3 separate regions of the Homo sapiens genome follow, and all the other regions are linked to region 2. A link is a contact called in ENCODE Hi-C data. All regions are on one chromosome and are shown on one strand. Each heading gives the region's core, a stretch centred on a gene start or an enhancer-like site at or near the end of the contact. The rest is flanking DNA. Distances are from core to core; before and after follow the strand shown.

What was found. A loop is a pair of places that touch in the nucleus more often than their neighbours do. Pooled maps may share reads with other maps.
Region 1: a loop to region 2 is called in a map of testis, with 4 times the contacts of the local background. The contact joins two enhancer-like sites. A Hi-C loop is called at or near these places in 1 of 168 maps with a recorded cell type or tissue (testis) and 2 of 50 pooled maps.
Region 3: a loop to region 2 is called in a pooled map, with 2.7 times the contacts of the local background. The contact joins the promoter of H2AC25 here to the enhancer-like site in region 2. A Hi-C loop is called at or near these places in 5 of 50 pooled maps.

What each region holds. Positions count from the first base shown.
Region 1 is chr1:226,919,375-226,922,188 of GRCh38, reverse strand. It overlaps LOC107985354 (a long non-coding RNA gene), which reads right to left. Exons shown (of 3, transcript XR_001738506.2): 3 at 1-2,814. Among named protein-coding and RNA genes, the nearest start is that of COQ8A, 20 kb to the left of the region's middle. Within about 2 kb of position 1,453, at least 9 of the 41 ENCODE cell types and tissues checked have a DNase peak (open chromatin) inside an H3K27ac peak, as active enhancers do.
Region 2 is chr1:227,761,103-227,763,968 of GRCh38, reverse strand. All of the region lies in intron 3 of SNAP47 (synaptosome associated protein 47), which reads right to left. Among named protein-coding and RNA genes, the nearest start is that of SNAP47, 27 kb to the right of the region's middle. RefSeq lists enhancers at 1,008-1,097, 1,418-1,567, 1,751-2,501. Within about 2 kb of position 1,373, at least 14 of the 41 ENCODE cell types and tissues checked have a DNase peak (open chromatin) inside an H3K27ac peak, as active enhancers do.
Region 3 is chr1:228,455,907-228,459,122 of GRCh38, reverse strand. H2AC25 (H2A clustered histone 25) reads left to right here and starts at 1,250. Exons shown (of 1, transcript NM_033445.3): 1 at 1,250-1,759. The coding sequence starts at 1,306. The coding sequence ends at 1,698. It overlaps H2BC26 (H2B clustered histone 26), which reads right to left and starts at 1,020. Exons shown (of 1, transcript NM_175055.3): 1 at 565-1,020. The coding sequence starts at 993. The coding sequence ends at 613. RefSeq lists enhancers at 1-540, 541-1,127.

The DNA.
Region 1 (2,814 bases), core at 204-2,703, 840 kb after region 2:
AGGAAAGAGGTTTAATTGATTCACAGCTCCACACGGCGTGGGAGGCCTCACAATCATGGCAGAAGGAGAATGAGGAGCAAAGTCATGTCTTACACAGTGGCAGGCAAGAGAGTTTGTGCAGAGGAACTCCCGTTTATAAAACCATCAGCTCTCATGAGACTTATTCACTGTCACAAGAACAGCATGGAAAAGACCCTCTCCATGATTCAATTACCTCCCACCAGTTCCCTCCCATGACACGTGGGATGGGAGCTACAACTCAAGATGAGATTTGGGTGGGGACACAACCAAACCATATCATGCCCCCGATATAAGTCAATCCCAATCCACTTGACAAGATGATAGGTTTTTGAATCTCAGCCAGTCAGCACATGGCACGCCCTCAATGACTGGTCCTGGGGTGGTCCAATCAGAAGGAAGCTCAGGACTTCTATGCAACGGCTGTAGGAAACAATAGCTCCTCTCTCCTTAGACGAGTTGTTGTTGGCTGAGTTGCTGTTCACAGACATCTTGCAACTGTGAATAAGCCAGCCCGAAAAGGAATCTGGCCACAACAGGGCAAGGCAGACAGAATTAGAAATGGAACTGGAGCCCTGATTAAAGCTTATTAGAAGGCTGCCCTAACACTTAACTTTTCAGCCATGTGAACTAATATGTCCTCTTCATGGCTTCTTTAAATACAAGCAAAGGCATCCTAACCAGTGCATTGGGAGTCCAGCATTATGGTCAGCATTGTGGGTTCATACATTGCACATGCACACGTGTGAACACACTTGTACACACACACACACACGACCTGAATCTTACTAGAGAGGGGAAAAACACAGACCTCCAATTCCTGGGATAGTTGCAACATTGACTTTACAAAATTGCACACTGTAAGGCTTTTGGTAACGATTACCAATGCATGAAACTAATGTCTTTGGATCATTTTTCATTGATTTCTGTATTAAAAATGATTTTGTAAGTTTAACCTGAATTCTTAAGAAAATCTCAAACTCTGGCAAGTGGCAATTAATTATAAAAAGTTTTTTCTTTAAAAAACTAATATATTGTCACCTCTTTATTAGTATTTAAAGTAATAAAACCCATTTTTATCTTAATGTGAAGTTTGTATTTTCAACATTGTCCTTAGAAGGTGAAATGAGGTTCTAATAACTGGAATACGATATTGACTTTTCTTGACTGGTTCCATGCCTTGACCTTATTTACAACTTTGTTTCAAAATTTTCCAACCTGTTTGTTTACTTGCTGCTTTGGCAAGCCTGAGTTTTTTCTCTAGAGGCCTAGCTCCTTATAAGCTTGGACTAAGTCTTGTGCCTCTTTCATAACCCATGTCCTCCCCATGCCATGCTGAGTGCAAGAGCTTACCAAGAGCTGGTGTACAGCCCATGGAAATTTCCATAGCAGCTGCTCAGCCCCAGTACCCCCTCCCCATCTGGGACCTGGCCTGCAAGTCCTACCAGCCCAAGGACACTGGGCCTGGCTCTGGGTCAGGCTCTAGGTCTATTTATGCCTTTTTATCTCAGGCTTTGTGCTTTGGCACTCTGCACTCAGGAAACCTCCTCCTGTCCTCACCAGTCAACACACAAACACACGTCCTTATCTGGACAAGAGGAGAACAGTGGGTCAGATCCACAAACTCTTTCTCCATGGCTGCCCAGATGTCCCCAGTGTCTCACCACCTTTCGTTTATTCTTCTGGTTAGAGGAGTAAGTCTTTTATGGGAACAAAGATTCAGGCCTTCTGCCATCAGACAAAATATCTTTATGACCACTGACGAACTTACTAATGAACATATTTCTCAAATGCTTCCCCTTGTTTGGAAAAAGCTATCTCCAAGGTGGTAGGAACCTCACTCCCCCAAAATGTTCCCCTGAGCTCAGCTCTTTGACAGAACCAGTCTCTGATAAACCCAACAGCCCCTGCAGGAGCTGCGGAGGGAAGAGCTGAGCCCTTGAGGGCCCAGGAGCACCTGGTACCTGAGGAGAGGGGGTGAGGAGCTACCCTGCTCACTGCACTCTCTTCCCAGGCAAGGACTGAGGACACAAGGAATAGGAGCCAGATAACCTGAGAACAGAGCAAAACATCCCTGAGGCACACTGTGTAATCTCTCTGGCCTCAGTGTTTTAAGGGGCCAAATTCCTGACCTATCTACTTAATTCCTTATTTTATTTTATGATAGTAGTAGCAGTAGTATTTTACTGGCCGTGTTTATTATGTAATTTGGATGTCAGCGGGAGCTTCCCTAGATAAGACTGGATGAAACTTCTATTCTCCACCCTTTGGAAGTCTAAATTCCTCCTCAAAAGTCTGGCCAGTTCTCAGGAGGGAGGCCAGGGCAGAAGGCGGGCAGAGACTCACATTTACAGTCATCGCTGGTTCTCAGCCTCTGCAAGTGGAGAATTCAGCTTGTGGGCTGTCTCACCATCTGTGTGCTGTCCCTGTCCAGCCTGGCACCAACCCCTCAGGGGAGTGGAGGAGATCTACTCAACAACTTCAAATGAAATATTGGACACCAGTGTTCTCAAAAGCTCTTGAGCCATCCGGTCCCATTAGGATTTTAGGCTAGCTCCCCTTACAGAGTGATCCAGCTGGCTCCTCATCTTCCCATCTCTCCTCTTTACCCCTTCCCTTTTATATTGCTTCCAGAACTCCAAATCCTTCCCCATTTATTCTGTAGAGTCATCTATTTCTCTACCATTCCTTCTGCCAAACTCAGCCATTCAAACCCACCAAGTTGCAGAGAAGGATGTTCCATTCGGCAAGATCTACCTTCATTACGTACCAGACAACTGTGGTTATGAATGGTTT
Region 2 (2,866 bases), core at 124-2,623:
AAAGAGAGTGCCCTGAGGCCACAGGCCCCTGTGCAAGACACAGCTCTGTCTTCACTGCCAGTGCTGAGGAGGGGCTGCCTGCACCTGCCTGGGAGCGGGGACCTGGGCCACCAGCCTGTCTGTCTCCAGCAAGCCCCTTCCCTCAGCCCTGGCCTCCAACACTCACCTGTCACCCAGGAAAGGCCTCTGCTGGGCCTAGTGGGCCTGTGAAGCTAGCGCACAGGTAAGGACAGCGTAGGGAGCTGAATGGAGGAGACAGCAGCTTGTGTGCTCCATCTCCCACTCAACCAATACGCACGCGCAGGTGGGGGCTGAGCGGCATCCTCTGATAGGCTCCAGGCCAGCTGATGCAGTACCCCCAGGCTCCCCAGTCAGCCCAACCCGAGCCCGCGGTGCCACAGCAGGCTCCTGGGTGCTTCAGCTCCAGTGGGAACTTCCCTGCCTCAAAAGACGCCTGGCACTAACGAACTGCAGAGACAACCTCAGCCACCCCAATGCTCTGGTCCTTTACTAACTGCCCACTGCATCCGCCTGCCTCCTGCCCTGTCCTGCTGCTGGTGCTGCTGTGCAGACAGACACACGGCCCGGGGAAGCAGAGGTACAGGCAAGGCTGTCATCAGGGAGCTGGAAGCCCAGGCAGGCCTTACCCCCAAGACAGGCAGTGAGTGACAAAGAAAAATCTCAGTGATCAAACAGCCTTCAAATACGCTGTGCACAGCAGGGTAGAGGCTCACGCCTGAAATCCCAGCACTCTGGGAGGCTGAGGTGAGAGGATCACTTGAGCCCAGGAGTTCAAGACCAGCCTAGGCAACACGGCAAGACCCCATAATTAAAAAAAAAAAAAATTAGCTGGGCATGGTGATATGTGCCTATAGTCCCAGCTACTTGAGAGGCCAAGGCAGGAGGATGTCTTGGGCCCAGGAGATTGAAGTTACAGTGAGCTATGATTGCACCTCTGCACTCCAGCCTGGATGACAGGGCAAGGCCCTGTCTCTAAAAGAAAAAAATAAATAAAAAGAAAAAGAAAATACTGTGCATGTCCCTTGGTAGGATGTGTGGGAAGGAAACCTCACCCTGTGGCCTTCCTCCCAAACCACAGCCCAGGCCGACTGCAAGAAAATCTGAGACAGAGGCTGCTGTGCAAGCCCTGGCCCAGCCTCCAGAAGGCTGTCAGAAGCCACAGGGCCCAGAGACATGTGAGGAGGGTGATTGTGCGGTCCTGGGTGCTCCTCAACGCAAGGACGAGTGTCTAGAATAAAATAAAACGTGCACTTGGCACGCAGCCCTGCAGAGGTCTCTGGAAAGGCTCCCCGCCCCGGGTGTCCCTCCCTGACAAGCGCCCATCCGGTGTCGCGAGGCTGCCACCCTGTGGCCACACGTGCACCAGCGCTCGTCCCAGAGGCAGGGATTTCTGAGACATCCGTCATGGTTTCCACCTCCAGGGAGCCCACAGTTTCCAGCTGAGAGCAGTAAACACAGGGAAGCTGGCACAGAGTCCCTGTGCCTACGCATGGACAACAGCAGCAGGCGGCAGGCAGAGGCAAGGCCTCAGAGCCACAAGTGCCCCACAGACTACTGAGCTCCCATCAAACGGGGCGCCGCCTTCTTGCTAACATAGCACCAGGCAGGGCACCACACGCTCCAACCCCTGCATGGAGCCTCTTCAAGAACACCCTCTGGAGGCACAGCTGCCCCCATGAGACCAGCACTTACCTGGACAGGCCAGGTTGCCCATGGGGGTGAAAGTGAGCACGGAAAGGTGGCACAACAGTCCCCCACAGGAGCAACAGTCCATCTCACACATGCAGCAGGTCCCTGTGGGACTGTGTGCTGTGTGTGCCACATGGCAAGATGGCTGCCCCAGGTACTCAAAACACCACGGGCCGGGTGCAGCTGTGCAAGTGAAAAGACGGTGCTCGCTGTGGCTACAACCCACACTCAGGTGACCTGAACTAAGGGGGCCCTCCTAGCCGAGCAGGGAGGGTGACGCCATCAGTCCTGAATCCTGAATGCACGTTGAGGCCCCCAGAAAAGGTGATAGCCCTCTGACCTCAAACGGCACAGATTGCAGGAACCCACTTACAAACACCAGCCTGCGGAACACAGGAGTGCTCGCCACCACGGTGCAGCCAGGTCGGCAACATGGCAGGGCCACTAAACACACTGAGTGCTTCTCTACTGGGACCCTGGAGAGCAGTCCTGAACTCCACAGAATGTCACAAACTTCCTGCCTGACGCCACACATACCCAGGGACCCCTCTTCAGTCCCCACACCACCAGTCCACAGCACGTCACATACCTCCTCCCTGAAGCCACGTGCAGGAGTACGCCTGTACCATTTACCTTGAATGTGGGTGAAGACCTCTGCTTCCTATGCTTCTGTAGCCTGTCTCCCACTAGGACACTCGGGTTCAGGCCTGCACTTTAGTGACAGCAGCTCATGGTGACCTTTGATCTCATCTTGATCAATGGATTTCATTACATTTCACACCACATGCTCCATTCCATAGGGGTCAATGCCTCTCTTTGCAACCCCTGACTTTAAGACATATACAGAAAGGTGGTAGGTTTTCTGTGATTCAACTACGTGCTGCATATCTAAGGTGTGCACCTTTCATTTTTAGGGTGTGTATTCAGCCCTGGGGCTCATGGGACTCAATCTATTATTATGTGTATTTCTTTCCGAAACTTGAAGCCATCTGGAATAGCAAGCAAAACATTTTCATGTTAGAGAAACAGGTTATAGGAACTGAAATCTTTCTCTTAAGAGAAAAATTAGAGAAACCGAAAGGGTAGCAAATATCTCTTACTTTTAACAGACACCTGGCATTTAAAATCCTGAAGAATACAGCTTTACATGCTGTAC
Region 3 (3,216 bases), core at 1-2,500, 700 kb before region 2:
TTGGGAGGCAGAGGCGGATGGATCACCAGGTCAGAAGATCGAGACTATCCTGGCCAACATGGTGAAACCCCGTCTCTACTAAAAATACAAAAAATTAGCCAGGCGTGGTGGGGCGTGCCTGTAATCCCAGCTACTCGTAAGGCTGAGGCAGGAGAATCGCTTGAACCCAGGAGGCGGAGGTTGCAGTGAGCCCAGATTGCGCCACTGCACGCCAGCCTAGAGACAGAGCGAGACTTCTTCTAGAAAAAAAAAAAAAAAAAAAGAAAGAAAGAAAAAAAAAAGAAATCTCGTCGTGAGTTAATAGCTCTGCGCGGAGGGAGGGGATGGAGAGGGGGTCCTTGATCGCCTCCCAACATTACTGAGCTACATCACCTGAGCAGTTTCTACCCCGATTTCTGTAACGAGCAGTTTTTCTCGTTCTGTGCCGGCGCGCGCGCGCACACACACACACACACACACACACACACGGCTCAGATTCGGCCGCACCCGGCAACCGCTAGGGTGCATGGAGACACATTAGGTTACATAACCCTTCACCGTGTTCGAAACCCTTTCTTGATCGTGTGGGTGGCTCTGAAAAGAGCCTTTGGGTTCAGGACGCCGAGGAACGCCTCACTTGGAGCTGGTGTACTTGGTGACAGCCTTGGTGCCCTCGGACACGGCGTGCTTGGCCAGCTCGCCGGGCAGCAGCAGGCGAACGGCCGTCTGCACTTCGCGGGACGTGATGGTGGAGCGCTTGTTGTAGTGTGCCAGGCGGGAGGCCTCGCTGGCGATGCGCTCGAAGATGTCATTGACGAAGGAGTTCATGATGCCCATGGCCTTGGACGAGATGCCGGTGTCGGGGTGCACCTGCTTCAGCACCTTGTACACGTAGATAGAATAGCTCTCCTTGCGGCCGCGCTTGCGCTTCTTGCCGTCCTTCTTCTGTGCCTTGGTGACAGCCTTTTTAGAACCCTTCTTGGGCGCAGGAGCCGATTTGGACGGGTCTGGCATGATGGCTGAGTCTCTCCAAACAGAAACGCGCGGCGCTCGGAGTAACTCTATTTGTACGTTTTGTATTCAAATGAAGGCTCAGGATTTGCTCACTTCTGATTGGATCAAACGTTGTTCTACGTCATCGCTGGGAAAGGAATACGCAAATTAGGAGTGCCAGGTTCTTTTTCTGATTGGCTACCATAGCCATCCAATCGAACGCCGCGGTCTAGCCTACCTCTGTACCATACATAAGGGCTCGCTGGCCTTCACTGCCCTCTTGTTTTTAGTCTCGCTTTTCGGTTGCCGTTGTCTTTTTTCCTTGACTCGGAAATGTCCGGTCGTGGTAAGCAGGGTGGCAAGGCGCGCGCCAAGGCTAAGTCGCGCTCGTCGCGCGCGGGGCTGCAGTTCCCCGTGGGCCGCGTGCACCGGTTGCTCCGCAAGGGCAACTATTCGGAGCGCGTGGGCGCCGGCGCCCCGGTCTATCTGGCCGCGGTGCTCGAGTACTTGACTGCCGAGATCCTGGAGCTTGCCGGCAACGCGGCGCGCGACAACAAGAAGACGCGCATCATCCCGCGCCACCTGCAGCTGGCCATCCGCAACGACGAGGAGCTCAACAAGCTGCTGGGCCGCGTGACCATCGCGCAGGGTGGCGTCCTGCCCAACATCCAGGCCGTACTGCTGCCCAAGAAGACGGAGAGCCACCACAAGGCCAAGGGCAAGTGAGGCCGCCCGCCGCCCCCGGGGCCCCTTTGATGGACATAAAGGCTCTTTTCAGAGCCACCTACTATCTCGAGAAAAGAGCCGCACTGATCCTGCAGTTCTTTATAGGCCGGAGGCCTGATCACCCTAGGCTCATGAATGAGCGCAGTGGCCATGGGGAAGGGCGCAACGGGAACCGAGACCCTGGGGACTGATTGGGCTGCATACTTGCGAGGTGGGCAACGTGTTCTGTTAACAACAGGGAACCCTCGTCCACAGGTGGCCACCCCTTGCTCTTGAGTCCCACCCAAAACCTCTAGTAGGGTTTTAATAACGCTCACCGTAAAGGTGTCTTCATAATTACTAGTGACAAGTTCTCTTGACTCTAGCAAGGTTCCCGTGTGGTCATCAAGTACAGAATGCAATTTCTTAATGATTTATCTGATATTAAAAGTATTTATGATCTCTAAGTAGTTTGCACTTTAATTCTGAAGAGTAAGTCTATGGATTTCTATTTAAATTGCTAAGTTTTAACAATGTGAGCTCCACCAGTGTTAAGATTTAATTTATTTGGCTGGGAATTCTAAAGGTCATGAGGAAAGTTTCAGTACTTAAAAGGAACCAGATTAGTAGATGCTGAAAGGTATAAACCTTTTAAGAAGACTTAATTTGGAATAGGATAATTATTTAAAGGAATTTAGTTTGTTTAATTCGGGTTGGTCAAACATTAATCAAAGATCCCCTTAAATTGATTGCTAAAATTGGAGAACAAAATAATTTGTACACTGTTTTTGAAAAGGAAAACTAAATTTGCGAGTTAAGCAAATTTAAAATGAGTATTGTTAGAACCAGATGAATGATGATACATGTGGACTTTAGGAAAATAACGGTTTGTAACTACATTTTTCCTTATAAAATGGAGGGTTTAAGAGCGTCGGAGACCTCCAGGCAAATTAACTGAAATGGCTGTGTTAATAGCCCCTAAATCCTGGAGGAGAGAGGTTCATTGATTTAATCCACGATAATCCCTTAAAAAATGTTTGCCACAAAATCAGAGCTCAGAAAGTGTTATTCTTCTGTTGTTATCTGTACAGTTTTCATTAATCTATTTCTCAAAATATGGATAATTCCTACTTTGTTTTTATTTTTTCTTTAATCCCCAAAGTGCTAGTATTTAGTTAATTGACACCTAACAATTGCATATTATATGGGGTACATAGTGATACTTTGAATACATTTATTATCAGATCAGGGTAATTAGCAATTATTAAGTATTTATTGTAATAATAAATACAGGCCAGTAAAATTATTCAGGAATATTATATAATTTATATTTACCCTACTAAAATTGGGTCTACTCAAGTCAGGGCTTCCTGGACACCAGCTAACCACAAATCTGCATGTCTTTAGAAAATATCCCAGTGCTATGAAACTATTTGAACCAAAAATTGGTAAGCAGCTGCTCCAACAGTGTGGATCTAAACAGCACAATATTCACAGTGTGTATCACGAGTGGGCACCATTTCAGTAAAACAAAACTGC